Linked DNA regions of Mus musculus: region 2 is linked to region 1. The links are chromatin loops, found by intact Hi-C in ENCODE. Cell type or tissue: left cerebral cortex. All regions are shown on one strand. Links, peaks and the distances in the headings refer to the core of each region. The heading gives the core; the rest is flanking DNA.

Region 1 (15,926 bases), core at 3,889-11,888:
GTTATTGGCTGGAGGCAAACCCCAAAGCCACAAATCTATTGACTAGAAATACCATAATATTATAAAATATCATAGAAGAATTTTTACTTAATATTTCATAGCATGACCCTAGAAGGAGATGGCTTCATTTCATTGACCTAAGTTGTAGACTGTGAAGGATACCCAATAACTAACAACTGAGAAGAAATGAAAGTAACAAATCAGAATCTATGAGGAAACAAACAAAACTTGCAATAAAAACCAAACTTCAAGATTTTACCTAACTGGAAAACAAAAATTTGTAAAAATACAGTAAAACATACGTTTAAAAAAATGTGTGCAATAAAACAATTAAATCACATTGTCTTTTGATCTTTTGTTCTTCTACAACATGGTTTCATTAATGAACATCTGCTAAGATACATCAACTGGCTTTAATCAACATTGAATCTAAATTAACTATTGTATCTGGGGGAATCTCGAAACTTAAACGTGATTCTTCTCTATAATATTATGCTACTAAACATAATTTACAGGGAAAATAGATATACTTTACCTTGACCATCAGAACTATTGTCTAAAATCCTTGTGCCTATAACACATATTATCTTAAAATATTCTATAGTGGATAGACACTTGTTCTCAATCAATAATAAATTAAAATTAGCTCTTGACAAATTGCTTAACAAGGCCCCATGAACTCCCAATTAAAACAGTTAATATGGCTGAAAGCAAATTAAAACCAACACCTTCAAGGATTGAAATCTGTTATATAAGACCCAATGAGAGCAAAGAACTGATCAGCCCACACAGAGTCCACTTAATAAAGCAGTTCATTCTGTTCTTAATCCTAAAAATAATGAATTGTGTCACATGGTTTATTATAGCAGCCTTAAATCTTATGGTTTCATCCCTTAAAATCTTTCAGATTATTGGATCCATTCAGCATGCACAAGGAAATATCTTCCCATTATCTATTTGGCTAGTATATTCTGTTCACTTCCTATATTGACAGCCTTGCAACTATAGGTTGTCACCACTTCCAAAGGGAAATGCTAGCCACATATCATGGCTACCCATGGGTTATCTCAGTGGTCCTCCTATTGCAGTCTTTGCTAGGCACGATCAGAACTGTATCCAATGTCCTCCAGGGGCTGCTATGAAATGCCATGAATGTTATCCTTCTCTGAAGAGATTTGTCTGACCTACTCATTAAGTATTCTCAGAGAGAAAGTGTTTATCATTGCCCTGAACATAATGTAGGGTCTTGGCACTACTGTAAAACTCCTTAAACTAACCTAGTAGACCAGGGGGTATTGCATTACTGCACTGTAGAAAACCAGATCTTAACCTTCTTATCACCCATCATGTGAATGCAAATCAACATCTTTTGTTTCTGAGGTTCTGATGACAATACAGTCCCAATGAACCATTTTTAACCTCACTGGCTTTACCATTTCAAATTGGCACATCTTCAGTGGGTCCCCCTCCAGCAAAATTTATCTCGGATATATCCTAATCAAAATGAGTAGATGCTCTTATTAATGTATTCAAGATAGTCTTCCCTGATAGAATCTTGGGTGTCCTTCAGCCATGACCCCTGGGGTTTCTGGGCCACCCACAAATGTTAATTGACCATGGAGGAATCTATTTTTCTCTGCCTTATGTTGTATAGTAACAATGACAGTTTATATATGAATGTGTCACATAACAGATATCTGCATTTGGGTAGTAGAAAATTTATGGTACTTTTGTTTTCTCTAAAGAGTTCCTGTGTGTCATGAACTAATGAATTTTAAACTATGTACCAAGATATGGGTTAATGTCTTGTCACAACATTTTAATCAATCATCCGAAGGAAACTTGATTGTATGTTTATTTCTTTAAAAAATACCTTTTAAAATGTGTTTTATTGTGAGGCAGTGGTGACACATCCCTTTAGTCACAGCAATTGGGAGGCAGAGGCAGGCAGATCTACATGAGTTCAAAGGGTTCAGAACAAGTGAGTTCCAGGACAGCATAGGCTACACAGAGAAAGAAACTCTGCCTCAAAAACAGCAACAACGACAACAACAAAAAACCAAACCAAACCAAAAAAAAAAAAAAAAACAAAAAAAAAAAAACAAAAAACATGTTTTCTTAGCCCTGGAAAGTAGTTTAAAAACAAAACAAAACAAAACAAACAAAACAAACAAACAAACAAACAAACAAAACACACCTGTTACTTTTCCAGAGGACTTGAATTCAGATCCCAGCACCTACATAGGACAGCTTACAATTGCCTGAAACTCCAACTCCAGATCTGGCACTCATTTTGAGCCTCTGCAGGCTCACACATGGCAGACACTCACACTAACATGCATAAATTCTAATAAGTATTTCAAAAACATACCTCATTGGTTTACTTACAGGTCATTGTCACACACTGTTGTTTTATTATCATCGAACTTATGGGTAACAGCATTATAACATGCCTGAGGCATTGTTTATATGAGGATGTATTCACAGTACCAGACAGAATATTACTGTTTGGTTTCAGACCCAGGACAAGGGACTGAGGTACATATTTTACATCTCAAAAAAGATCTGGCTTCTTGGATCTCCCAGCATCCCTCAGTCCCTATCTGGCACACCCTGCCCCCAACCCAGAACTTTCTAGCCCAGGGCTGGGCTGCCAGTTCCCCAGAGGCTCCTCCCTATATAATCCAAACATTTTGGACTCTCTTCTTCTTCTCTTCTCTCTCTCTGTATGCATGCCCCTTTCTCTCTCCCTCACCTGCCTACCTCCTCTTTCCCAGAGGGACTTCCCTGGTCTTAGTCCTTGGGGCCAGTGAACTTGCATGGGTGTAGCGTCCCAATAAACCTGCTCTAATATAATCTAATCTGGTTTAGATTGGCTCATTTCACTGATGGTGGAGAAATAATCTATCAACTATCACTATGTATATGGAGAATTTCAAGCAGTAAAATAAAATCATTAACAACAACAAAAACATGGAAAGTGGCCAAAGTCCAAATGCAAATAGGTGTCTCCTTCGTGTTTTGTGCCTGTGAGACTCTAATCACCTCCTATCCAGGCCGTGGGGCTTAGAGATCAGGTTTGTAACTGAGGAGAGGAACATCCAGCTATGCTGCCCCCAGGCCCTTTGACGCCTCCTTATTAAGTAAACCAAATCTAGTTTCTGCTTATCCTGAATAAAATTCCAGCCTGTGGTCTTATAGGCTGGGCTTTTTTTTTTTTTTTTTTTTTTTTGACAGCCAAATCTTTTTTTATTGGGGGAATGGGTCTCTAGGGGGTAGGCCAAGGCCCTCACTGCACAGCTTGTTCATTGGCACTGCCTCCAGAATCCTGTGGCTTTATCACCTCTAGAAGCTCTGGAGGGCTGGAGAAGGGCTCGATGCGAAGAGCTTCGAAGGTGTCATCTGCTCGTGAAAGAACCTAGTGGGGAAACCCCCACTCAACTCCCGATTCAGCGTGCACCCAAGAATCACGAATAGAACATAACACCTTGATGTAACAACAAGAGGTATTTTAATGGCGGAGCTCCGGGTCGAAACGTATCTCACACAGGAGACAGTGGATTCGACCACGAGGCTTGGAAGCTAGGGGTTTTTATAGAAAAGGAGTGGGGCTGGGGGAGGAATTGGCGCGGTTTCACATGATTGGTCCATTTAAACATCAGCAGCCTGTTAACATTTAACTTAGGTCAGAGGGGTGGGAGATAGGGAGGCGATGGGCCTGCCCGGGCATGTCCTGGTCTGTTCTGCTATGTTCTCAGCCCCAGGTTTCAAAGCTCATAAACAACTCTTTGGGCTATTTGACATACATTACATGAATGACAGGTCTCAAGTTTTATTTCCTTTCACTCAGAAGGCCAGGCCCACCGTGGCTGGGGCCTATGGCCATGCTGTCTGGCTAGTGAAGCCATATTCGCCCAGAGTTTTGCCATCATCAGGGAGCTGGTCACCCTTGTAAAGCCGCTGCTCCTCTGGCGGCCGCTTGAGGATGCGCTCGAAGATGCGCTTCAGTTCGAACACAGTGCTCCACTTCCTGGCATCCTTAAAGATGGTGGTCTTGTGGCACCGGGGATCATGAGAAACAAGTCCTAAGGACTGTGGGTCCGCGTCAGCGCTAGCCCGCCCCCCCCACCCCTGCGTGGCCCCAGAGCCCCCGCCGCCCCCCCCTCGCCCCCCAGGCTGGGCTCTTGAGCTAAGTGAGAAGATGAAAGAATAGAGCAGGAACAGAAACTGTGTTATCTCAGTGCTGCTTTTGACTTTGGCTATAATTTGCTACTTCTCCACCTTGATGGACTGGACCCTGAAATTGTGAACCAAATAGAGCTTTTCTCTCTTTAACTGCTTTCATCAGTGAAGTATGCATTTGGGGGTCCAGCTGTGGTTCCTTGTCTTCCATCCCCACCCCCCTCTCTCTCAGGGATGAAGTGGAGTCTGGAATGGGTGGGGTTCTGGAGGATCCCAGTCCAGCTGGGGAGTGAGTGTGGGAGAGGGGAGAAGGGAGTGGCGCGAGTGGAGAAAGAAAGCCTTCTGCCAAGGTTTTCAATGAAACAGCTCTCTTAAGACAGTCTTGTGTGCATACCTGTATCTGGGGCAGGCTTGTACGCATAGCCTTTATTTGGGGGTGGAACAGGGCTCTATATCGACTTTGGAGAGTGGAAAGGAGTTCACAGGGTAAATGAAACTCCTTGGCTGGAGTTTCAAGTTCTGTGAATTGTCTCATTTGCATGGAGAGGCATTTCAGGAATCTCAGGTACCTGCTGGGTGGGTTCTTATGGGGGAGGGGTTAGTTTGTAGGTCGGTTCCTTGGCAGCCGGCGGGAGAGGCTGTGTGGGGTTAGGCTCCCCAGACAAGGGACTCTCTGCTGCAAAAGGGAGTCCTCCATTTTATGAAAAGCTGGGAAGAGCCATCCAGTCATGGTATCTGCGAGGGAGTTTCCCCACGGTCAGGGCAAGTATTTTATAATAGCAAGAGGATACTGAACCAAGGCCTTCAAGTACTCACTTTAGAATATTTGTGTGTGTGTGATGCTTACATGTTTGTGTGTGTGTGTGTGTGTGTGTGTGTGTGTGTCCGCGCGCCGGCTTGTTCCCACCTGTGTGTGGAAGCCAGAGGAGAATGTTAGGTGTCCTGCCTTACCATCCTCTGTTCTATTTCTTGACAGACAGTCTCTCACTGAACCTTTGGTTTATGGATTTGGCCAAGCTAGCTGGCCAGCAATCTCTCAGATTCACTTGGCTTCAAGGTCCCAACACTGGGATTACAGGCATATATAACCATGCCTGGATTTTGCATGCATGACGGGGATCAAACTCAGGTCTTCACATTCGTACTGTAAGTCCTTTTACCCACTGAGCCATCTTCCCAGCCTCCTCACTTTGGAATTATTAAAAATAAAATTTTATGTTAAAAATAATGAAGAACATGTTCGTATAAGGCTCACCCAAAGTGAACATGAACCAATAACAAAATAGGTAGATGGACAAGGGTACAGCAGATTTTCACACAGTGCAGGCTCTTAGTGATCTCACAAGCTGCTCTTTGGAAGAAAACGGTACTCATAATAATCTTGGATATTTGGAGTGCATAAATCAGGGAACTCGGGAAAAAGCCAGCTCCCTCGCACTATCACTGAGTATGCACATATGACATTATCTTCGACATTTCCAGACTAGAAACCATTGATTAGTAAAATGCTAATTCACTGAAAACAGGTCTTTGCGAAGACAGCCCTGCCCCCTTAAGAATCTGAGATCGCTTTTACTGAATAAACATCATCCATTTCTGCAATGTGAGTAAGATGCTCTTTCTGCACCTTGTGCCACATATTCAGCCCTGGGAACAGATGTGCAAGAACAAGGCTTAGGTGGAATTGGCACTTCATACCATCAAGATAAGGCGATGTGGCTTTGAGCAGAGAACATAAACAGTGTGGCTCAGCTCAGAAGGTCACTGTGAGTAGGCTGCTTTTCTTAAATGAATCGGGTACCCCTGGAAGGAAGAGCCCACCACTCTGGAGAATTTGCTCCTTTTGACTTCATGTTATGCTCTTTAGGGAGTTGAATCAGTGCGTTTCTCTGAGGCTCCCACCTGGCTGCTTCCTCCCTGTTTACTTTTTAGAATGTGTATCCTTTAACACCGTATCCTGTCTGGTAACATGCATGCACCGAATCACTGTTTTCCAGCCTCTGGGGGAAAAAAAAAACATGTGTGGGAACATCCATTCTGCCCGATTGCTGCTGCTTCTACTTGCTTCAGCAGTGGGAGAGGTAAGAAGGGTGTATGTGCTTCTGACAGACTGGGCTGGGCTACATGTCTGCAGGAGGCCCCTGGAAGTTGATGCCTGAGATGCTGTCTGCTGCTTGAGACATTGCTATGTTCTGAGCATAGGGCATTTCCTGATGATTGGCAGCTCCCACGTTCAAGTAAAATCAAGGCTGCAAATGAGGCTGTGGTTCACGGGGTCTAGACAGGTGCTGACAGGATGTGGTTTCCATCTGAGAGCAGATTTCAACTCTTCTATTAGCCAGAGCCTTTTGAGGCCATTGAGCTAACAATGTAAAATATTTCACTCAATAACCTGACCGGCCACACTCCCCAGGTGCCTCCGCACCTGCAGAGTGAGTGGAGCAACCCAGAGACATCCAGTCTTTAGGCTTTTTGCTTCACCCATCCCTCCGCTTTCATATGTACAGGTTTTTAGTCCTTTCTCTGCTCCTTGTGAAGGTACCAAGCCAAAAGTTTGTGTGTAAAAGGAACATAACATGCAGATCTAGATACGTAGGGTACATTCTCAAGCCAGAGTTTTCTTCTCTACTTGTTATGCACTATAGGACAGGCACTTGGGCACACATTCTTTCGACCCTAGAAAAACCTCTGACTGCTCAATGTTTAATGAGCTGCTATTTGGTGGGAACTTAGAAGATGCTGGGAGTAGTACAGATGATGGAGGCAAGGTCTGTGAAGTTTCAGAGGGAAGTGTAAGAGTTCCTTAAATACTATCAGCTATGTCTGATGTTTTGAGCATTAAGAATCTGTGTTTCGGATCAAACAGGGCTTAAGAATTTGCTGTGGTCAATGAGAGACCAGATCCATTAAAGTGAAACCCTGGCTATACAGAGTCAATCAATGCTGGTTAGCTAGAGCTGAAGAATTAGCAGTGGTGAAAGAGACCAGCATCATTGGGGGCTGCAATAGTCTTGAAGGATTTCCAGAGTGTCAGCACATAGAAACTTATGTATGGAGGGTGTGTAGGGTGGTTAGGCTGTATCTCATGGTGGCAGCCAAAGTTCGATTTCAGAATTGAAGGAGAGAGAGGGAGAGAAGGGGGGAGAGGGGAGACAGGGCGTGGCATCAAGCAGCAAGTTCACAGTCCCCAAAGAGAGTCCAGGAGAAGTTAGTAATGAAGGTGTGACCCAGTTGCAGGTGTTATTAGCTGCTTTTATTTTCTCAAACAGAATAGCACATTATGCCAGTACCAAGAGATCACCAACAAGAACAGCAGCAGCTGTGGAGTGGAGCTAACCTGAGCCTGGGAGACAATGAGCGTAAGGGGGTAAGCCGTTTGGAGTCCAGAAAATTCATAAGTGAATCCTGGGTGTCTGACATTGAGTTGTTTTTAATACTGTTGGGCTTTAGTTTTGCTTTATGATGTGACAGGGCAAGACAATACAGTCGTTTCTCCATCTTATATTCCTACTGAAGCCATTTCAGGTTTAACAGAAAATCCAATGGAAAATTACCCAATTCTATTCTAGGAACCGGAGGTCAAGATACCATGATTAACTTAGCTTCTGTTAACTTGCCTGTTTGTGCAAACCATCCTCTCAAGAGAATTGTATATTTTAGCTTGTTAAACTGCCTGCCTGGGTGGTACCTCCTCTGGCTAACTGCTTATCTTAGCTTCTGTTGCACTGTTTGCTTCTGTAAAACCCCTTGCAGCTCCCGAGCCAGATGCCAGGATGTGGTTTTTGCCTTTAAAATCCCCATGCTCTAGACATTCAGGCTTATAACTTAGGTTCTGAGTATCTGAGTGTAGTCCCAACCAGCTGGAATAAAGAATTTAAATTGACTGCAAACAGTGTCTGAGTGGCCAACTCTGGCGGACTCCCCAATAACAATCATCGTGCCTTGGTTATTTCTGTCAGATCCTAAAGAACCTGGGGACAGATGGCTAACTATGGTACCTATTAGCATACAAGGCTTGCTCAGTACCCATGACTCCCCGAAGTTCCGTTCACACTGACCTAACCCTCTCCAGCCCATGGGCTTTGGTTCCCTTTCCTGAGCTTCTGACTGCCACTTTTGCCACACAAAAATATCTCTTGGTTCCCTTGGCTTTCCCCTTTGCTCCTTCCTCCCTTTTTGTTCCCTCCCCCTCCTTATTAATCTTCCTCTCTTGCTCTCCCCTCTCCTGACCTGATACAGTCTACTCCCCTCTCCATGCTCTGGACTCTTCCAGATGCCTCTGGTGGTATTCTTAACTCATATTGATAACAAAAACCACCTCTTCAACCATACCCAGGGACAGTCATGTCTTCATTTCATTTCATTTCCACTTGGAATAACAGAGTATTTACTTTTATTTTGATTTTATAAGAGAGCACAATAAAAGACACTTTGGAATTTTGGAGAGACGATGGGTATTGTTTTTAAAGATACTTTGACTATTTTAGAGAGGCAAACTTTGAAAGAGACTTTGGATGCTTTAAAGAGATTGAACTTCTAACCCGCTCAAATGTGTAAAGACTGGAGCCCTTTTAAAAGTTGCAATGCTTCTTATTGTGATATTATTACTACTACTAAGAGACTTTAGGGGTGATCAAGGAAGGAAAGTTCAAAGCTAATTAGAAATGCATTTGTATGTCAAGTTGAAATATGAAAATGGATTAAGTGTCCTGGCTAGTTTTTGTCTACTTGACAGGAGCTTGAGTCGTTTTGTAATAGAGCACCTCAATTGAGAAAAATGTTCCCACCACATCAGCCTGTGGTGTCCTGTCTTGATTGATGTGGGACGACTCAGTTCACTGTGGCTGGTGCCACTCCCGGGCTGGTGGTCCTGGGTGCTATAAGAAAGCAGGCTGAGCAAGCTGTGGGGAACAAGCCAGTGAGCAGCATTTCTCCGTGGCTTCTGCATCAGCTCCTGCCTCCAGGTTCCTATATTGAATTCCTACCCAGAATTCTTTCACTTTGCTCAGAGTCCACAGGCAAATGCCTAGGTGACTCTGTCCTTGTCATTTTCAAGTAGGAGGTTTATTGTTTTCTTGAGAAGAGGGGCTGGAGCAATGGGTGGAGGGACAGGAGCAGATAAGAAATCAAACTGGATTGTCACAGAGCTCTGAAAAGCAGCTCCCCGAGGCTTCATTTTTAGTTCTTGGTATGGCAGAGACACTACAATGTTGTAGAGTGAGGGATGCTTCGTGCACCTACCCTTTCAGCACTGGGAAGAAATTGTTCTTGTATTGCCCTCTTAAGTTCCTTGGGGAGGACTGCACTATTAGGCTGAAGCCATCCTTCCAAAGAAACATTTAGGTAATTTATCTGGAGGTTTCCATTCAATTATCCCATTAGAGATGTGGGAATACTTGAGTTATTTGCTAGCACAGAAGGTGTCCACTCTTGTTAAGGAAATATTTTTATGGCCTACATCTACATGGTCTGGAGAAGCACATGTCATTTCGGCTTCCATTTGCTCCTTCATCCAAGAGCCCTTAGCCAGGGCTCTGTGTTTGAACTTTAAGGTCACCCAGAGTTCCACCAAAAGGGACCACAGATTTTTTTTCTTCTTCTTAAATGACACAAAATGATCTATGATAAGAAGTCTGACCTTGGGATTGGGAGGACAGAGCTGGCAATTTAATCTCACTTACTAACTGCCAAACACAGCTACAATTCCATACAGCCATGCAAGGGGCCTCAAAAGTTATTCTCAAGAACTGTGCTGTAGGAAGCCCTTATAACTAGATAGCACTTCTCAAGCATTTGTTTACAATACCCCTGAATACTGAAATCTGGCTTTTCCCCTCACATGGGGAAGCATTCACTTCACAGGAGTCATTTAGACACTCATGTCCAATTGCACTTGCTTTCTGAAGCACTGGACTTGAAATAACCCATTTGTTTCTGCAGCTCAGCTTCTGGGCAGTCAGCCTACAGTGAAGCCAGCAGGCAGAGTGATGAGGGTCACGCATATTTCCATAACAGCAGTATGATGTAATACACACGGAAGAATGGCTTGGCTTTAGACCCAGTGATAGCCACTTTGAACTGTCAAAAAATAATAAACATGCGCTGTGAATTCGCTTTATGGCTTTATGCATTTTAAAATCTGTGGTCATATTTTGAGTCCTATCGCTGAAAGGCAATAACACAGAGGCTGGAAGAACAACTTCAAAAGGAAGAATCACTTAGATTCCATTCCTAGATATTCAATCACACTCTCACATTGAAACTACAACACACAGAAGTAGTCATAGATTCACTTACATATGAACACATATATTCACAAATTTGCACAAGTCATTCCATACTGATTTTCAAATGAATGTTCATTTTAGTTTAAATATAGGACTACATATCAAGATACATATACTAATAAGCTTATTTTCTATATGCACAGATATTTTGCTCAATATATTTTAATTTAACATACACATAAAAATTATAGTTATGTGAAAATGCCCATACAAATACCCAATTTCTTCATTCACACACATAACTCAAGATACTCACATGCACTTGAAGGTATAACATACTTACATATTTGCAAATTAACTCACACAAATGTACACTTAATCTGATACCTTCATTTCACTTAAAATTATTTATTGTCACACTCATACACATGAGCTGTATACAGTTTTGAAAGTACTTTACTTATATTTATTTTATGTGTATGGATTTTTGTAACTATATGTCTGTGAACCACATTTATAGAGTGCCTGTAGAGGTAAGACAGGAGGCATTAGAACTAGAATTAGAGGTGACTGTGGGCTAACCATGTGAATGCCAGGAATTGAACTCAGGTCATCTGCAAAGGCAACAGGTTCCTTTAACCACTGACTCAACTCTCAGCTTTGAGCTTGTTTATACATCAACACATATAAATACACTTAGAATATATAGGCATGCCTGAGATGAACGAACATACACACAAATTTGCAGAAGTCATTCCATACTGATTTTCAAATGAATGTTCATTTTAGTTTAAATCACCCATATAACTATGCTTATAAGTCAATTCATAGAAACACACGCTACATAAGCAAAACATGAATGCTCAACTTTTATCCACACATACTTGTGCTCACACAAAACTGATCACCAACACATAAACATACTAAATATTAATATAGAAGAACATGAAAATCCTCATGCAATCTCTTAAGGATACTTGCCTGCATTTTCATTCACATTATTATCAGACTTACACTGATACATTTTTGTGTACTCCTTCACACAGATAAGCTGGTTAAACATACAAATATATCAGTAATTTGGACACGTACCCACCCAAATATTTACTGTTTACTCACAGGCACACATTCACATCTATATTTGCCACCATAATTCTTTCCAAATCAAGAATATATCCACATGCAGAGGATACTTTGTGGATGAAAGTTTTCATCTACACAAGATTTTGTTTATAACTACAATGCACATTCACTCAGAAACATGATCCTGACTGTATATTAACACAGTAGGAGTCATTCACATAATCATTCATCATAAACATATTCACATCACTTCTATGCTTATTCCCTTCCACTTGCACACAACCAGACATCCTTCTGCTGTTATGTTTATACAAATAGACATTTATAGTCACATGAGAATATACAAAGTTACGTTCACATATTCACACACATGCACATATTATATGCTTACATTTAGTTACTAATATATCTGCACACGAACAAGCTTACACATTTATCCACAAATAAACACATACTAGGATCAGTACACATGATTTAGAAACTGACTCACAGATGCTCACATATTAACAACACACAAAACATGTAATGCATACTCAGAGACAAAAAATAGCCAAATATATGTTTATATATTCACTCATATACATGAATATGCATACCTATATAGTCACACAACTACAAGCACTCGTACTGGAGCAGACCCACTTATTTACAACATAGACATTGGTATATAAAAGATACAAAGGACTTCTGCATACTGACTCTATGTCGTTTTCTTTTTCACGGCAAGCTAGAAAGCATTAGTGCAAAAGCTGGCTGGCACCAAACTCGAATTTTACACACTCAGTTGTTTTCAATATATTCAAAATAAGCAGATTTTAGCCACCGACTGCCTGATTTGCATTCCCCACAAAACTGCACCGGACAGCTGTTACCCATAGAGGAGTTAAAGGTTATCATTATAAAAGCCCCCAATTACACCGCTGTGTGCATTCCTTGACCCAAAGACTTCTCACCCTGTTGCCAAATTCCATCAAGGAGACATATAGGTCCACTCTCTGATCTCCCTATCATCTTGGGCTTTTTCTTTTCCTGGAAGGTCTCTGATTATGTGGGCTATCCATCTCGTGTAAACCGGTCAAAGTGTACTCTAAGTAAATCTCCTTGTGTGCTATTGCCACCTTGGAGAGCCTATCTTTTGCCTCCATCAGCCCTAAAATCCCTTAAAGTCAGCACAAGTGGTGCTGAGGAAAGGAGAGAATTTGGGTGTTAATCAGGAAATTAATCAGCCAGCAGAACAATCAATTGACCGATTTCTCCTAGGCGGTGTTTTATGGTTGGGAATCAAAATTTGGTATGCTCCCAGGTCAGTGCAGCATCGCTCCATACTAGCAACTTTGTATTTGTTATGGCCTCCTCCTGTGCCTCATTAGCCTAATGAGGCAGCAACATTGGCATTTTAGTGAAGCAATGCTTCTGCAACTGATTGGGAGCCAGAGACATGGAGCTTCATGAAAATGTCAGCCTGCCCTGTGGGCCCAAATAGAGAAAGGCGGGGCGGTGAACCTCTGATCTGACAGTAGGTCATTCTTGACTCCCTGGACATTTGTAGAGAAGACATTTCTTTGTTCCTGGGGATTGCTGTAGCATGTAAATAAGATAACAAGTCACTTTGTCAGGCCAAGGCTTCTCTCTTAATCATAGTTTGGAGAGAGAACTGTATAAACGATTAGTGTCACCTTATTGTTCTCTAACTGGGATTTGCTGTGGCAAGAAGGCATCATTTGAAATCATCTGTCAAAGGGCATCCTTCCCCAGATCCTTGGGCTAAGCCAGTGACTAAGTAAAAGAAAGTTTTTGTTTCTGTTCCTCTCAACCTTCTGAATTAAGTGGTTTACCCTACTGAACAGGTACTCTAAATCACCAGACCCATTCTGGGCTTTGCTCAGTGTGGTAGTTAACTAAAGTGTTGCCAGGTGGGAGGTAGGAAGCCAAGAGTCTGAAGGTGTTATGACAGTGGCAAGGTCTCTTGATGCCCTTCAGAAGCAAGGGCAGTAAAGTATCACTATGGTATGGATGAGAACAATTTGCCCTCAACTTTCTTGGGCCCCTTAAACAGAACATGCAAATGTGAACAGTCAAGAATGTGAGACCGTATCTCTAGTGGAGGAGAAAATAGATTTTCTTTCTTTCACGGAGACCAGGTCTTTCCTTAAGGACCTAGCTCTAACCCCTGATGAGCTTCCTGGCTTATGAGCTATATAGAAGGTACCTGCTGGGATGTAAGCTTCACCTAACAGAGACTAAAAATGGAGTAGTGCACTGTATCATATGATATGGAAAGTGATATCATTCCTAAACGATTCCACACAATAGGGAAAGTAGGAGTAACAGGATTTGGACACCGACACACACACACACGAGTGCGTGTGTGTGAATTTTTATGGCTAAGCAGGTTTCACATACTATGTTAGGCCTCCTAACAGCTCTCAGATAGACAACAGAGACTGCTACCTTGCCATCAGCTGGGATATTGGGATGGGCTCATTGGTCAATAGATGCTATACAGCATGGTGAGTTGGCAAGTATGGAGAATGCTGAATTGAGCTGAGTCCACTCAGTTGTTTCTCGGGGGCTTCCTAACATCTATAATCCCTTCTTACTGGCAGTGATGCCTAATGCTAAAACAAGTCAAGAAATCACAGTGCCCTGGATTTAGCAGACTTATGGAAGACCAATCAAATCAAAGGCTTCTGGTTAAATCTATAAACATGGCCTGCAACAGCAAACACCGTTACTCACCTCTAATCTTCATTGGCCCTATATACTGGGTCTTCCACTTTTCAGTGGGTACCAAAGCAATAAGAGGCACTAACTAGCTCACTTGTTCTCAAACCTCCTAATGAAAAGACTCTTTTAATACAGATGTGGTGACCCCCCTCCATGAAATTATTTTCATAGCTGTAAAATTTTGCTACTGTTATGCATTGAAATTTAATTATCTGATCTACATCTCCCAAAGGGGTTGTGACCCACATGTTGAGAACTGCTGCAGATAAACCACTCTAGCTCTCACTTTGCCTATCCCAATAATACCCCAGCAACAATCAGTGCCACGACTCCAAGACTGCCTGCCTGGATCCTCTGGACCAAATAGGCAAGTAAACAGTTTTACCCACACACTTGGGTGTAAACAACCCTCAGACTCAGCCAGATGACACTTTTTTTTCTAGGGTAACCAACCTCCAACCTCGGGAGATATGCTGGGCACTTACTACAACTGAAGTCCTTACCTGGGAAGATCCAGTGGCCCTGTGGACTGATACTTCTATTACAGCCCAAGCCATGGAAGAGTTCCCCATTCATTTACATTAACAGCAGAGGCTTCTTCATTAAAATGGAAATGATATCTACTAGATCGAAGAGAACTCAGCCCTAATTGACTGTCACAATTACATGAGGAAACATGCATGGACTCTGCTATTATGCTGAACGTATTAAGCCCTCCTCCCAAACGGTCTGCCTTTTGTGACATGCAGAAAGTAAAAGGAACGATCTCTTTTTACCTAGAGTCTGTACACGGGGTATAAGGAAGCAAATCTCTCAGGACTATTAAAATAAAAACCACAACTCAAAAATTCCAGTTTGAGCTGGGCGTGGTGGCGCACGCCTTTAATCCCAGCACTCGGGAGGCAGAGGCAGGTGGATTTCTGAGTTCGAGGCCAGCCTGGTCTACAGAGTGAGTTCCAGGACAGCCAGGGCTATACAGAGAAACCCTGTCTCAGAAAACCTAAAAAAAAAAAAAAAATTCCAGTTTGGAGAACGTAGGAGGCTAAGGCAGAAGAACTGCCTCAACCTTAAGGCCAGCCTGGAGGTACGTTTGCTTTTGCTGGTAAGTTGTTCTGTTGTTTGAGCTCACTGAGACACTGGCCTTGAGAGTGGGACCATGGCTCTCTAGTTCATACACAAGCTTGTTTATGTCAAATGTCTTCTGAAGCCTGGTGTCTGGAGATGGGGCTGGCACCTCCGGGTCTGTGACAAGGAAGAGAGAGAAGAGCAGACCAGCCTAAATGTGAAGACACTGTGCCTCTGAGAAGAGCAAACTCTTTCCCACAGATGCTACTAGTAGTTATCCTGGGATGGGAAAGTGCCTGCAGCGGGGTGGGAAAAAGAAGCTGAGCTTCAGCCAGGAAGCAAAATTTGAGGCAGGACTTCCAGCTGCCTGAAATTTCCCTACTCAGTTTCTTCTGGGTGATGTGAGGGCTTGACTTTTTTTGATGTTATTTTATTTGTTGTTTTACTTAGGAACTTCACAGGAGGGACACTATGGTCTACGCAGACACGGAATCAATCCCTCCATTGAGTACTTTTGCTGGTCATCTTTAAGGGAGCTTTTCACTGGATCCCTGCTAGATGTTTTGAGGTTCATGTTTGATTATATTTTGATCTCCTTCTATCGAGTAGTTTATGTTGGCTGGTTATATACTTAACAAACTC
Region 2 (15,926 bases), core at 3,813-11,812, 340 kb after region 1:
TTGGTAGCTCAGTCTCTGGGAGCTCCCAGAGGTCCGGGTTAGTTGACTCTGTTTGTCCTCCTGTTGGTTTCACATCCCTGCCATGTCCTTCCGTTCTTCCCTCAACCGTCCATGAGTGACCCTGACCTCCATCCAATTGTTGGCTGTATTTGCATTTGTCTCAGTCAGATGCTGGCTGAAGCTTCTCAGAGGACAGTTATGCTAGGCTCCTGTCTGTAAGCATAACATGGTATTATTAATAATTGAGGGATTGGTGTTAGCCCATGGGATGGGTTTCAGTTATTGGTCAGCCATCCCTTCAGTCTTTGCTTCATCTTTATGCCTGCATTTCTTTTAGACAGGAAAAAATTTGGGTCAAAAGTTTTGTTGATGGGTTGGTGTCCTTATCCCTTTCCTGCAGGTCCTGCCTGGCTACAGTAGGTGACTTTTTCAGGTTCCATATCCTCACTGTTAGGCATCCTGGGTAAGGTCACCAGCATTGACTCCTGGGAGCCTCTCCCATCTCAGGTCCCTGGGACATTCTAAAGATTCCCCCACCCCCACCCCCAACCCTAGGCAGCTGCAAATTCCATTCATTCCTGGCCCTCTGGGTCTCTCTTCTATCTCTCTGCACATCTGATCCTGCTCCACTTTCCCCTCTCCCTCCCACTTCCCTCCCTTCCTCTGTCTCTTGTTCTGTCTTCCAAGTGTGATTTAAGCATCCTTGCTTGGGCCTTCCTTGTTGTTTAACTTCTTTGGGTTTGTGCGCTGTATCCTGGCTATTCTGTGCTTTAGGGCTAATACCCACTTATCAGTGAGTACATACACCATGCATGTCTTTTTGGGTCTGGGATATCTCACTCAGGATGATGTTTTCTAGTTCCATATATTTGCCTGAAAAATGCATGATGTCCTTGTTTTTAATAGCTGAGTTGTATTCCATAAAACTCAAGTCCAAGTGGATCAAGGACCTCAACATAAAACCAGATACACTAAATCTCATGGAAAACAAAGTGGAAAATAACCTTGAGCGCATTAGTAAAGGAGATAATTTCCTAAAGAGAACACCAATGGCTTAGGCTCTATGGTCAACTACTGATAAATGGAACCTTATGAAAAAGAAAAGCTTCTGTAAGGGAAAGGACATTGTCGATAGGACAAAACAGCTGCCTACAGATTGGGAAAAGATTCTCACTAACCCTATATATAACTGAGGACTAATATTAAAAAAAAATATATAAAGAACTCAAGAACTTCGACTCCAACAAACCAACAACCCAGTTAAAAAATGAGGTACAGAGCTAAACAGAGAATTCTCAACAGAGCAATCTAAAGTGGCTGAAAAAGCACATTAAAAATCCTCAACATCCTTAGTCAGTGCAAGTCAAAAAGACTCTGAGATTCCACCTCACACCAATCAGAATGGCTAAGATCAAAAACTAAAGGGACAGCATGTTCTGGCGAGGATGTGGAGAAAGAGGAACACTCCTTCATTGCTGGTGGGATTGCAAACTTGTTAAACCATTCTGGAAATCAACCTGGCAGTTTCTCAGAAAATTGGAAATAGTCTACCTTAATAGCCAGTTGTAGCTCTTCTGGCCATATACCCAAAAAATGCTCCACCATACCCCAAGGACACTGCACTATGATCATTGCAGCTTTATTCATAATAACCAGAAACTGGAAACTACCCAAATGTCCCTCAACTGAAGAATGGATACAGAAAATGTGGTTCATTTACACAGTGTAGGTGGAAATAAAAGGAATAACAAGAAAGTTACGATTGTGTAACCAGTAAAATAAAAATTAAAGAAAAGTTCTGCCTGGTGGTGCAGGTACGTATTTCTAATTACTTTGAGGTAGAAGTGGGAAGATTGTAAATTTCAAACCTGCTGAAGCTACAGAGTGAATTCAAGGCTGCCTGGGAAAATTAATGAAATCCTGTTTCAAAAAAACTAAAAGAAGTTGAGGATTTAGCTCATTTGTATAGTGCTTTCCTTCCATGGGCGAGGGCTTCAGTCAACCTCAAACATCACAGAGTTAAGTAAAACCTAAGGACAAAACAAAGGCTTTCCCTATATAAATACAGTGCTAAATATTAAACTTTGAGCCTTGATCAGGAAAAAAAAAAAGACAAAACAAACAATGAAAGAAGTTATTGTCAGGCAATTTTACACTGGTTCTCAACTTGTGGATTGTGACCCCTTTGGGGGTGTCAAATGACCCTTTCACAGGAGTCACCTAAGATCATCAGAAAACACAGATATATTGGTTCATGACAATGGTGAAATTATAGTTATGTTGTAGCAACAAAAACAATTTTATGGCTGGGGTTACCACAACATGAGGAACTGCATTAAAAGGTTGCAGCATTAGGAAGGTTGAGATGCACTGCTCAAAGAACATAATGATGTTTTTTTAGGGAAAAGGGATTTCATAAATCAAAACTTGACTTCATATAAAAATGGGAAGAATGCCAGAAGAAAGGATAAATGAAGTCAAAACAAAATTATCAGTTTCCCTTATTCTTAGTAGAAATAAAAGGCAAAAGATTGATTAAAATAATAAGAACAACAATGCCTTGTGGATTTGTGGAAATGGGATGTGAATGGTAAAGGCGCCATGAATGATAGGTATGTGTGTTATGTATGGAGTGATGAAGGGGTATTTGCAGGAAAGTTTGGGGCTAACTAAAACACTTCTAGAAACTTAAGATTACCTAAGAAGTTTAAAAGTAAATGAAATGTAAGCTCAAGTAAAAGCTATGGAGAGCATGTGCAATGAATGTAAAAGGCAAACATGTAAGTTACTCTTTTTTTTTAAATTGCTTTTCACCTTGGTGTGTGTGTGTGTTTTTTTCATTTCTTTATTTTTTATTAGGTATTTTCCTCATTTGCATTTCCAATGCTATCCCAAAAGTCCCCCATACCCTCCCCCCCCACTCCCCTACCCCCCACTCCCCCTTTTTGGCCCTGGCGTTCCCCTCTACTGGGGCATATAAAGTTTGCAAGTCCAATGGGCCTCTCTTTCCAGTGATGGCCAACTAGGCCATCTTTTGATACATATGCAGCTAGAGACAAGAGCTCCAGGGTACTGGTTAGTTCATATTGTTGTTCCACCTATAGGGTTGCAGTTCCCTTTAGTTCCTTGGGTGCTTTCTCTAGTTCCTCCATTGGGGGCCCTGTGATCCATTCAATAGCTGAATGTGAGCATCCACTTCTGTGTTTGCTAAGCCCCGGCATAGTCTCACAAAAGAGAGCTATATCTGGGTCCTTTCAGCAAAATCTTGCTAGTGTATGCAATGGTGTCAGCGTTTGGAAGCTGATTATGGGATGGATCCCTGGATATGGCAATCACTAGATGGTCCATCCTTTCATCACAGCTCCAAATTTTGTCTCTGTAACTCCTTCCATGGGTGTTTTGCTCCCAATTCTAAGAAGGGGTAAAGTGTCCACACTTTGGTCTTCGTTCTTCTTGAATTTCATGTGTTTAGCAAAATGTATCTTATATCTTGGGTATCCTAAGTTTCTGGGCTAACATCCACTTATCAGTGAGTACATATTGTGTGAGTTCCTTTGTGATTGGGTTACCTCACTCAGGATGTTAATATTGTAAATGTACTAGTTGTCCTAAACGAGATATCCTAAACGCACCAATTAAAGCACAGAAAGCCAATGCAAAAGAGGTCCTGAGTACACATTGTTTATAAAACCTTAATTGGTCTTTTAATCAGGCTTTCACTGTGTTACCTGGACTGGTCACACCCTTCTAGGTTCCAGTGATCCTCCTGCTTCAGTATACTGGGTAGCTGAAACTATGGGGTTCACTATCAAATCCATCTAGCAAACCTACCTTAAATAAGGAGACAGCTAAATAAGGAGTGACAAAGATTGTAAAGAATAAATGTAAGCAAATATAAAAAAAAGACAAATGGTAACTCAGCCCAGTGTGTGTGTGTGTGTGTGTGTGTGTGTGTGTGTGTGTGTGTGAAGTGTATAAGGTAATGCCCTAAGTGAACACCTCAATTTTGATTGGCTAAAATGTTACCATGGAGCCCAAGCCTGGAATATGTGAATGAAAGTAATAAGGCCCAGTGTCAGATAAAGTAATGCTGAATACCTGAGCTGAAAGAGACTTAAAAACCCCGGTCTGGTCTGGCAACTGCAACTTGCCCAGATCCTCAGGGCCAGACAGAGACTCTTCAAGTTGCGACCTGCTCATCCCTGGAGCCAGCCCATTGATTCCAGACACTCCAACTCTGGACCAAAGCTCCAGAAGAGATCCAAAGCACAGCAGGAAATGGCCTGAGCAGCCATTGGAGCCAGGCTATGACATATGCCAGACTGGAGGTGAGTGAAGTGAGTGTGTGAATGAATGAGATCCCATTTTTCTATTTGTTTTATTGTTGTTTCTGAATAAACACTAGTGTAACCTGATCCTCCTAGTCACTGGAACTCTCTTTATCATGCTCTTGGCTCCATCCCTAAATCTGACTTGTGACAGAGATATATGTGAATTTTGAAAAGAAGAGGTACTTTCTATTAATTTCAGTAGAGCAAATTTCAGAATCAGTATGATCATTACAGATAACAACAGGCTTTACAGATAATAAATGTGTCAGGTATCCAGAAATAATAATCCTTAAATTGTATTCATTTAATAATAGAACATCCAAGTTGGGGACACAGAGCTGCTAAAACTATGAATAGCAATAGATAAATCCACCTCTGCATTTGGAGATGTCATAAAACTGTCAGTAGTCAATAGATTAATCATCTAAAAGGTTGGGAAGTATTCAGTAATTCAGAAAAGCAATAGTAAAATCAACTTGATGGAATTGACATTGACGAAATAGACTCTGTAGTATCCTACATTACTGGCCACGAGGTACATCTTGAACTAGTATTGAGTAAGCAATAGATGGCTGGGTAATTACCCAATCTAAGGAGATGAAACATTTTCTAAATAAAATATGGATTAAAGAACTCTCAATGAAAATTTAAAAAATATTTTGAATTACACTGAAATGAAAATAAAGGTATAAAATTTATTTAAGCTTCAATACTAATGTTCAGAGAGCAATATATTATATCTCATATAATATGTTATATCTATATATTTTCTTATGAAATATAACACATAATATATACAGTAGAAAGGATGGGGATGAGGACTTGGTAGGAGAAATGCTACCCTAAATAAAGAATGTATTAAAAGACTTGAGAAAATTCACTAGTTCCTAAGCTAATTAAAATATTATTTTGCTGGGAGTGGTAGCACGATTTTCATCTCAGTATTAGGAAGTAGAAGAGGCAGGATCTGTGAGTTCAGGGCCAACCTGGTCTACATAGCAATTTCCAGGACTCTGAAGACTAATTAGTACGGTCCTGTCTCAAAAGAAGTAAACAAACAGAAGCAAATTCAAAACCCCAAATTGAAAGAACAACAAAAAGCAAACTAACACCAAAAATAAAATATAACATAATAATATAATTATTGTAATATAATATGATATATCATTATATATATGTTTTTGTTTTTATTTTTTTAATGTTTCATTTTTTAAAAGATTCTTCTTATTATTGTGTATATATAAGTATATTGTAGCTGCCTTTAGACACACCAGAAGAGGGCATCAGATCCCATCACAGATGGTTGTGAGCCACCACCATGTTGTTGCTGGGAACTGCACCCAGGACCTATGCAAGAGCAGTCAATGCTCTTAACCACTGAGCCATCTCTCCAGCCCCTTTATATAAGTTTTTGTAAGGAGGTTGAATATTGGTACCCTACATAGGTGGATAATGCTAACCACCTATGAAGCCACCACAGATTCACTTGGTCTTCTATAGAGCCACAACCTCGTCTAAGAATACTGACTTGTCTGACTGCAACTAAGGTTTGGTGCTACAATTTGAGTATTAAGGTTGAAACTTAATGTGGGACTGCATTCTGCCCTGCTGCTGGGCATGGCCATTGGGGAAGAAAAATGCCACACAGCTGCTTGTCTGGTGCTGGGCTTCAGGGACATGCTGAGCAAGGCCCCAGTGGTGGGAAAGTGATGTTTGAGATGTGGGAAAGTCAAAGCTGGTATTCCCTGACCTCTGGAGCACCCAGTAACCACTGGGAACCACACAGAGGAGTCAGTAACAAAGGGTTGGGGGTCAGCAGGCCACAACGAGGCTTAGACTTTTGGGGTTCTGCGGGCTAAGGACAGCATCTAGCCTGGGGCTGGGGCTGGGAGCTCCAGTTTAGCTCATCCATGACTGTCTTAGCTTGGTGGTGGTTGTCTGGAAGTGCAGAGAAGCCTTCTATGGGAGATTTAGACCACAGCTCCTGAAGCAAAGGCCTTCTCTACCTTACCAAGCAAGTTTCCAGACCAGGTCTATTGTCCCACAACTTAATGCTTAAGGCAACAGCATTAAGACACCATTATTAGACTCTAGAAGGATGGGACAGCTTCTATTCTCAATTAAGCTATTTCTCCATTACACATTTATGAAAGCAGTTAGTCATTTTCTCTCTCTCTCCCTCCCCCTTCTCCCCCTCCCCCTTCTTTTCTTTCTCTCTGGAATTGTCCATCCTTCCCTCGCTAGATATAGTAACTTTTAAGAGAGAGAAAATATGAGATAAGACAGAAGTTAAAAGCATGGGCTTGATTCCATTTCTTTTTTTTCCCATTTTTTATTAGGTATTTAGCTCATTTACATTTCCAATGCTATACCAAAAGTCCCCCATACCCACCCACCCCCACTCCCCTACCCACCCACTCCCCCTTTTTGGCCCTGGCGTTCCCCTGTACTGGGGCATATAAAGTTTGCGTGTCCAATGGGCCTCTCTTTCCAGTGATGGCCGACTAGGCCATCTTTTGATACATATGCAGCTAGAGTCAAGAGCTCCAGGGTACTGGTTAGTTCATAATGTTGTTCCACCTATAGGGTTGCAGATCCCTTTAGCTCCTTGGGTACTTTCTATAGCTCCTCCATTGGGAGCCTTGTGATCCATCCATTAGCTGACTGTGAGCATCCACTTCTGTGTTTGCTAGGCCCTGGCATAGTCTCACAAGAGACAGCTACATCTGGGTCCTTTTGATAAAATCTTGCTAGTATATGCAATGGTGTCAGCGTTTGGATGCTGATTATGGGGTGGATCCCTGGATATGGCAGTCTCTACATGGTCCATCCTTTCATCTCAGCTCCAAACTTTGTCTTTGTAACTCCTTCCATGGGTGTTTTGTTCCCAATTCTAAGGAGGGGCATAGTGTCCACACTTCAGTCTTCATTCTTCTTGAGTTTCATGTGTTTAGGAAATTGTATCTTATATCTTGGGTATCCTAGGTTTTGGGCTAATATCCACTTATCAGTGAGTACATATTGTGTGAGTTCCTTTGTGAATGTGTTACCTCTTGATTCCATTTCTTTTTGTTGTGATTAAAACTGTTCTCTGCAGCATAATTTAGTATTATGTCGGGGGAGAGAAGCTCACTGATCCTTCTCATGGCTAACATGGGTAAATCCCCGAGTGTAATCTCCAGGACTACAAAAAGGAAAACAATCCCTGTATTGGAGTCTGTGTAGTGATGCATGTTTTTAATCCCAGCACTTGGGAGGCAGAGGCAGGCGGATTTCTGAGTTCGAGGCCAGCCTGGTCTACAGAGTGAGTTCCAGGACAGCCAGGGCTGTTATTCAGAGAAACCCTGTTTCAACAGAAAAACAAAACGGACTTCCCAATCTCTTTTTTTCTATTCCATTTGTGCCCATTTTTTCCCAATATAACTTTATTTCTCCTTTTGCTTAATATATTCATTCATATTTTTAGGTGACCATATGAAATCTATGAATGACACCCAGTTGGGGCAAACAAATTGCCCTTAGATTCTACCAAATGTCCCCAGAGAGCAAAATTCCTGAGAGATAATGCCTCTCTTTGTTATCACAATACTAGATATTAAGATACTGAAGCAAATTTTATTAATAATTATATTTTATAATTTTAATTATAAACATGAAGTAGCTCACAAAAATGTATTAAATATAACTTTCAGGCATTTCTAGTATAGCAAATGTTTAGATTTGTTTGCAATACCCATAGAGCATAGGAAAATAAGATGCAATGAGAAAGGAATTTTAAATAAAAAGACAACATTCTTTAATGCAGCAGTTATGTTACAATCTTGCAGTTGTTATAAATAATATGGACTGCAAAGGGATAATGAAACTAAATGTTCCATATGCCTTTCAACCCTAGGCCTTCTACAGTGTCATATCCTCCACTCTAATGCCTTCACTTCTTAGTACTCATTTTGAAGAAGATGCTGAAATGTTAGGAGTAAAACAGGCTTTATTTTCCTCTTACTCTTAAAGAACTCTATCACTTTATGTAGCAGTATAAACTCAGGATGCATGTTTCTCAAACATGAGCTTATAGCACCACTTAGTGGTTTTTATGGCTCATAGAAGCAGGTGTAAAAAATGATTTGAAGAGATTTAAGTGGTCGTAGGACTACAGGCTCCTTCTATTTTCTATGTTTAGTCTAATACTTAAAATAAGCTACAGAAAAACCTCCAAATCCAAATATCAAGGAGTTGTCCCATGGGAACTCAGGTAAGCACTGTGGTCCCACTTATCTGCTCTAGGTTAGTTGACTCCTGTCTCAAACTATACTACTCTACTCCAGCAACAGGTATTAGACCAGTAGGGAAGTTAGAGAAAGAAACAACGAGTATTAGGATAAAGGAGCTTTGAGTAAGCACACAGTATTCAGTCTCATGCCTTGTACAACACAGAAATGGGACTTTCTTAGGAGAGGGACTTTCTCAACATTTAATAATTAGAATAATACCTATGTTGTGGAAACAATTTGGAAAAAAATAAAAATAGGCAAAGTAGTTTTTTCCCCATGTATGTAATTACTTTTATTCATTGGGGGTATTTGTCGCGTTATTTACAGGACAAATAATTTTGCTCTCTGAAACCAGTAAAGAAAATTAAAGGAAAGTTTATTCAGTGGAAAGAAAATTCAGAGTGGTGACAGGGGAAAAAAAGAAAATACATTCTTGTGATTACTAAAAATACATATATTGATCTGAATGATCATTGGACATACTTAAACATATGTCTGGATATGTATGTACAAATAATTCACTAAATTCTATTTTTACAGTTTGTGTATGCCATAGACATTCCAATTCAAATGCAAATCTAAGAAAAATAGAGTGATAAATATCTTCATAATTTATTTATTAAATTGTTACCAATTAATCAAAAGTTACTTAATAAAAAATCATCTAAGCTGATCTTGATGGTATATGTCTATAATCCCACTTCTTGAGAAGTGGAAGAAGGATTGTGAAGAGCTTTCTAGGTTATATCATAAGTTAGAGGTCAGCCCAGGTGCCATATACTCTTCCCTAAATAAAACAAGTTAAAAGGTAGTGTCTACTTATGAGTAAGTACTCCAAGATTCTAAAGGCTAATATATGAAAACTAGGTATTTTCCTCACCCAGGTAGCATTTCCATCCTTAAAGGCAACATTTGTTAATGTTAAAACTTATGTAATATAATCCACTCTATATTTTTTCTATTATTTTACATTTGTTTTCTCACCTTGCATTAACACTGCTTGAGTTGAGTGGTACCTGCAGTTCCACAACAAGAGACGGCATGACCCTGATATCCTTTGGCTCTTGTTAGTCCAAGTAGTCGAAACCAACCATATTGAACCTGTGTGTGTGTGGTGTATGTGTGTGTGTGTGTGTGTGTGTGTGTGCATGGTAGCTCCCCCTGGCCCAGGCCTATCTAAGGACAATTGAGAAGTTTGGTTCAGTTTTTTTTTTTTTTCCCTGAAAGAAATATCTCAAGCAGTACAGGTAGCTGCAGGGGAAATCCTAGATACAGAAGACAGAATCAGCTGGTCAGCTGGAAACAATATACAAACAGAGAGAGGGGAGAGAGAGAGAGAGAGAGAGAGAGAGAGAGAGAGAGAGAGAGAGAGAGAGAGAGAGGTGAATAGGAAGGAGGGAGAAAGATTTGAGAGGAAAGAAGTAAAAGGAGAGACAGAGGCACGGAGACATCAGGAAAACCAAAACAGAACAGAGATATGCACACAGAAAGAACCTCTGTATGAGCTGAAGTCAAGCCTTTCCTCCAGGGCTGAAAGGCTTAAGTATCTTTGAGCCATATTTTCCTCCTTAATTTAGGGTTGATCAGTTGGAACAAAGCCAGGGAAGCTGATAGGCCCACAACTTTGATGTGGACAGGTCCTGATATGGTCCTTGTTAGACTGGCCAGCCAGCCTTGGGGCCCTGCTGGCAGGAGAAAAGGTTTGCCAGTCCTTTAGACCTTTGTCAGGAGGTGAGGAAGCCGGAAGTTTGTTGTCTTTATTATCTACTTACAGCCCTTCTCTCTGTATGACCTATCTGTGGTCCTCCTCTTCTCTATGTCACCAAAATGAGGAAGGAGGATGGCTCATGGACAGTGATAGTGAATTGCCGAGTTGAGTATGATAATGCTTCTTATCCAGGCTGCTGCACCCACCCCATAGTGCTCTTTTGAAGAAGCAATGGGATCTTTTCGTGGATCTTGATCACAATATATATGATCTATGTATATGTGCACATGTGTAGGTATATGTGTATGTATGTATGTATGTAGGAATGCATTAACACTTATGGAATTCTTCAGACAGGTGTTAGGCTGGCCAGAGTGTGTGTGTCTGTGGGTGTCTATGTGTGTGCTTGAATTCTTCCTTTTTTCCTCTTTTTTACTTTCTGGCTCACAAAGAGTTGATGAACTCTGAGCCACTTGACTGATCAGTGAGGAGCCTGTGAGTTGTAGAACAAAGGGCCAGAGTAGTTAGCTTTTGTCCTTAATTCACTGATGCTAACAGCAGGAGTCAACTGCCAGAAACCAGCAGCTTTTAGTCACAAAACAGCAAGAGTAAAATTTCTAGAAGCCATCAGCTTTTGATGTCCAGAACAATAAGAGAGACTTACAAGGCCAGAGATCACCAGTCTTTGGCCTTCATCCAATTCAGTGTTGTGTCTCATCTCAGTACCTGTCATGCTGGGAAGGTCTCTGGAAGATATTATGTACCTATCAAATTGCATTTTAAAGATTTCTGTTCATAGTCATTAATTATTGCTGCTGTAGCTTGTTCCGTGGAACTTTTTGCGGTGGGCAGTAGTTATTGTGGAAACTCATAACTAGTCATATTTCTGAATAGAATAATTTACTATTGCTGTATCATACTAGCCCAATGATCAACCCTAAATGGGAGAAAATGATCAAACATCTCTATCATCCCTATCAAGGCTCTGGGGCCATTAGGGAAGTGAGATGAGAAAAAGTGTAAAAGCTAAAGGAAGGGTGGAATGTGGAAGACTTTCCAGATGACACATGACTGTTTTACAACTGTGAATTGAGATCATCTGTGAATACCCACAGGAAACCTTCACAAGACAGGGCCATTGGTGCTTCCATTTAAAACTGTGGTTCTCAACCTTCCTAATGCTGGACCCTTCAACACAGTTTTTCATGTTGTGGTGACCTCAACCATAAAATCATTTCATTGCTACTTTATAACTGTAATTTCACTTCTGCTATGATTTTAATGTAAATATTTGATATGTGTTGAATCCTGTGCGGGTTGCAGCCTTCAGGTTGAAAATTGCTAGTTTAGAAGGAAGGGCCAGGGGCAGTAATTAGAACCACATTGAGATTCTAGCCATTCCATCCTGCACCCATCTTTTAGGTGTATGTAATTCTCTTTTATCTTTATGAGGTCCCATGAGGTGCCAGAACACACAGGAAACAGAAAATTAACTAAAGTGTTTACTCAATCAATGTGACTTTCAGGAAGTTACCAACCTTGTTTGTTTAAGTCCTATTCAGGTTTGTTTTTCATTTTAGCCTAATTATTATTATTTTCATTATTATTAATTTTGGATGCTTGTTTCTTCTATTCTAATGAGAGAAAGAAAGGCTGTGCAGTCGGTGGGTGGAGAAAGCGGGAAAGATCTAGGAGTAGTTGGGAGAGAGGAAACCATAATCAAGTTAAAAAATAATTAAAATATAAAAATTAAAATAAAAAATTAAAAACTGAAAGAAGGAAAGAAAGAAAGAAAGAAAGAAAGAAAGGAAGGAAGGAAGGAAGGAAGGAAGAAAAAGAGAGAGAAAGAAAGGAAGAAAGAAAGGAAGAAAGTCCAGAGCAAGGCCAGAAATTTTGATGTGTGCCTTTAGTCCTAAGGCTCTGGAGGCAGAGGCAGGATCTATGAGTTTGAGGCCAGCCTGGCCTACATAGGTAATTCCAGATCAGAGCTAGATAATGAAATCCTTTCTCAAGAGAAAAACAAAAATCAGAGCAAGGTCAACAAGATGGCTCAGTGGATGAAACCCACATAGCAAGCCTGAGCACCTGAGCTCAATTCTTAGAACCTTGGAATGGTGGCAAGAAAGAACTGATCCCACAATACTGTCCTATGATGTCTACAAACCTCCTATCAATCACAAATTGCACATCACGTGTGTGCATTGGCACACTGATGCCCACACATATGTAACATCATACATAAAAGTTGTTAAAATCTTTTAAAAGGAGAAAAACTCATAAAAGAAGCTATTAACAACTCAGTGTTCCCGCTCTAGTTCCTGAAATGTTAGCAGAATGAGTAGTGATGTGGCTGAAGGAACTTGGCACTAAGGACTACAAGAAGCCATCCTTTATTCGGTGTATTCGGAATAGGCAAGCCTAGGGAGGGACAATGCTCTCACACTTGAAACCAAATTCCTTGGATTTACGCTGTTCCACAATTAATTTTAAGCAGTTCAGGTAGATATTTGCATGTACAGACAAGCACATTCATTGAACGGAAGCTCATCATATAACCTCACTTATCCCTGTAGTTGATAAAGAGCTACAAATACCGATTGAGTTATAAGGAGGGTTCTGTGTGCCTGCACATGTATACAGACCAATAAGAAAATGACACACTTGTTAGGGACAACAGCTCCCTTCCACTCCATTGATCCATTGACCTTTTTAAAATTATTTCAGCTCTCAAGAAAAGCAGATCACATTTCCTAATTCACACTAGCAGATTAGCATAAGGAGATCTAATATTGTAGAAACTATATAGATATGTGCCATAAAGGCACATGTGGCTCTGCTACAATAATAGGAGAGTAGTTGATTCTATTTGCTTTCTTCTTGTTCTTCACCCTACTCAAGGCATTCATCCATCCATCCTTTTCATTCATTCACTCAGGAATTCAGTCCATTGTTTCTGGGTATGTGAATGTATATATGTGTGTAGTATATGTGCCTGTGTGCATTCAATTGAATGCACTCATGGAGGTCAGAGGACTATCAGATGTTTTGCTCTACAATTCCCTACCTTATACAGGGACTCTCACTGAACTTCGAGCTAGGCTGGTATCCACAAGACCCTGGAGATCTTTTGCCTCTGTATACCATTGTGTTGGGGTTACAGCAGTGTAATAATGCCATGTTTGGATTTTTATATGAGGGTTTAGCATTTGAACTTTGGTCTTCATAATTGAACAGTAAATACTCTTATCAACTGTGCCATCTCTTTATCCCTCAACCAACTTTTTAAGGCTCCAATCATATGTATGTTTTGAATATTAACAGTAGAGCATTTAACTGAAAAAAATTGGACATCTTAATGAAATTTCTGAAGAATATAGTTTGAATTGTATCGATTATCATTTGTTTTCAGTTCTAAGAGACATCATACCCTCTGAAGCCAAACTGTGCAGTGTTTAAATCCTAGCTGGGCCCTGACAAATGTCAACCATTGGCAAGCTATCTTTGTCTACAAGAAGCCCCAAGTTTCTCATTGAATTTAAATTCCCAAAAGAACCCACGAGATTGAAGCTGGTTGTGTGGTCATCCACATCCATTGAGGAACTCAGTAAGTCCATGATTCTTCAAGGTGAACTTGGATGTAATCATTTTTCTGGTTTGACACTGGAGTCTTAGATGGGCTGACTATATGTTTATTCATTTCTCTCTAGGCTATGTAACAACACAGCTGATAGAGAGTTACTTTTAAATCCTAGGTATTAAAGGATTTATATAGTGGAACATGAATGAAATTGGTTTTTCAAGTCTAACTTTGTTGGCATGATTATATTAGAACATTCTTAAAAGTAAATAGAAAATGGTAATAAATTTTACATGTGATGGGACAAGATGCAGACCGAATTAAAGGACTTACTGGAGATCAGGAGTGGAAAAAAGCAAAGAGGAACTACAATTTGCAAAGCAGCAGGAATCCATACATTTACACAACCCAGGAGGGTAGTAGGGCCAATTGGAAATGACTCTAGGTATTTGAGCCCACAACCCAAATTCCTATGATAATCATGATTATCCTATGATTCCTATGATAATCATATCCAGAAAACGGGAAGCCACTTCAAAGGAACCAAGAGTTAGACAAGAGTTCTTATTAGATAAATACACATTTACTTGGTCAGAACTCTCAACACACAGACCCTCTAACATCCCCTAATCAGTACATTCTTACCTAATTTAAAGAAATTATTATTTCTCAAATAAGCCCAAATTCCTAGGCATTATGCTTGTGTATTCCAATAATGACACCGACCAATAACTGCAAATTTTTATTTCAGAAGCCAAACAATGATTCATTACAGAGTTTCTGGTCAAACAATTCATTTCAAAGGTTAACTCAGTACAAGTTGAATATAAATGATGCAAACTGGAACATGTCTTGGAACAACCGGAAAAGTACTTCAAAGATCCCATTGAGAGTGTGTGGCATTACTTACTCTCTATCGTACAGAGACTATCTCAGATGAATAGATTGTGTTTTATGTGTATTTGTGTGTGTGTGTGTGTGTGTGTCTGTGTGTCTGTGTGTGTGTGTGTGTGTGTACTTGTGGTTTTTTGTGAGCATGTATGTATTTGTATGAGTGAGGGGGGAGAGGGAGGGAGGGAGGAATGGAGGAAGAAAGCGAGGGAGGGAGAAGGGGAGTAGAAGATAACAACCAGTGTCATCCTCAGGAGTGCCATCTAGCCACCTGTTTGGAGATAGGGCTTCTCATTGGCCAGCAAGCTCTAGAGATCTACTTGTCTATCCTCTTAGCACAGGAATTGAAAGTATTCATCACTGACTGGAATTTGTATGTGATGTCTGCGGATGGAATTTACAGCTATAAGGCATGGGCTTTAGTTACCTAGCTATCTCTCTAGCACTCAAAGAAATGAAACTTGGAAGAAAACATCACTTAGCTATCAATTTATCTCAGAAATGGTGATACAGAAAGTACCTAATCTTGTCCATTCTGAACTCCATGCGAAGGGACATTGAGTGGCTGATTTTCCCTTCTTGCTCTTTGCCCTTACGATCTGCCTTTGTTTGAATTTACTCATTCATTCAGAAATTTGTTTACCAGCCCTATTCTAGTTTTCAGACATCTTACATGATGCATTTTATTACCAGTGCTTTGGTAATAAAACTAAACTGCCACAAAATCAAACCATTCTCTCTCCAGTACGGCTCCTAACCTGCCAAAATGTTCACACTTCCAACCAGGATTCTCATTAAAACTGGCTTTCTGGACTGCCTCTCCACACTACTGCCATGTATTGGCCCTTGCAGGTCCTGTTACAAGGTATAGGGCATATGTCATTTCTTCTATTACAAAGTATAATGAGGAGGAAAGGACATAGTCCCAGTCTGCTTTTTCACCTGCCAAAGGCTATAAAACTCCCACACAGATTTACACCTAAGTTGCAACTATTTATTAGTGACCTTTATGACTAATGAACTACTTCAAATATTTCAATCTTTCATACTTGAGCACCCAACGCTCCAAACTCCTTTCTTCTTGCTAGGTGTCAAGCTCTGTTTCTTCACTAACACTTTGGCCTTCAAAGCCCAGCCCTGCATTGGTA

What was found. Peaks named below come from ENCODE experiments on the same cell type or tissue, not always from the same donor. Only the 100,000 strongest peaks of a DNase experiment are listed, where the experiment ranks them.
Region 2: a loop joins it to region 1, with 2.9 times the contacts of the local background. A loop is called at or near these places in 7 of 42 quality-filtered maps.

Annotation. Positions count from the first base shown.
Region 1 is chrX:139,346,627-139,362,552 of GRCm38, reverse strand. Platr21 (pluripotency associated transcript 21) reads left to right here and starts at 5,783. Exons shown (of 20, transcript NR_045455.1): 1 at 5,783-5,948; 2 at 6,180-6,263; 3 at 7,452-7,549. It also overlaps the pseudogene Gm8061. In left cerebral cortex, for the core only: no CTCF peak of the experiment used is centred there; no DNase peak of the experiment used is centred there.
Region 2 is chrX:139,009,223-139,025,148 of GRCm38, reverse strand. It overlaps a transcript of Nrk not described here. Among named protein-coding and RNA genes, the nearest start is that of Serpina7, 68 kb to the left of the region's middle. In left cerebral cortex, for the core only: a CTCF peak has its summit at 8,412; a DNase peak (open chromatin) is centred at 8,414.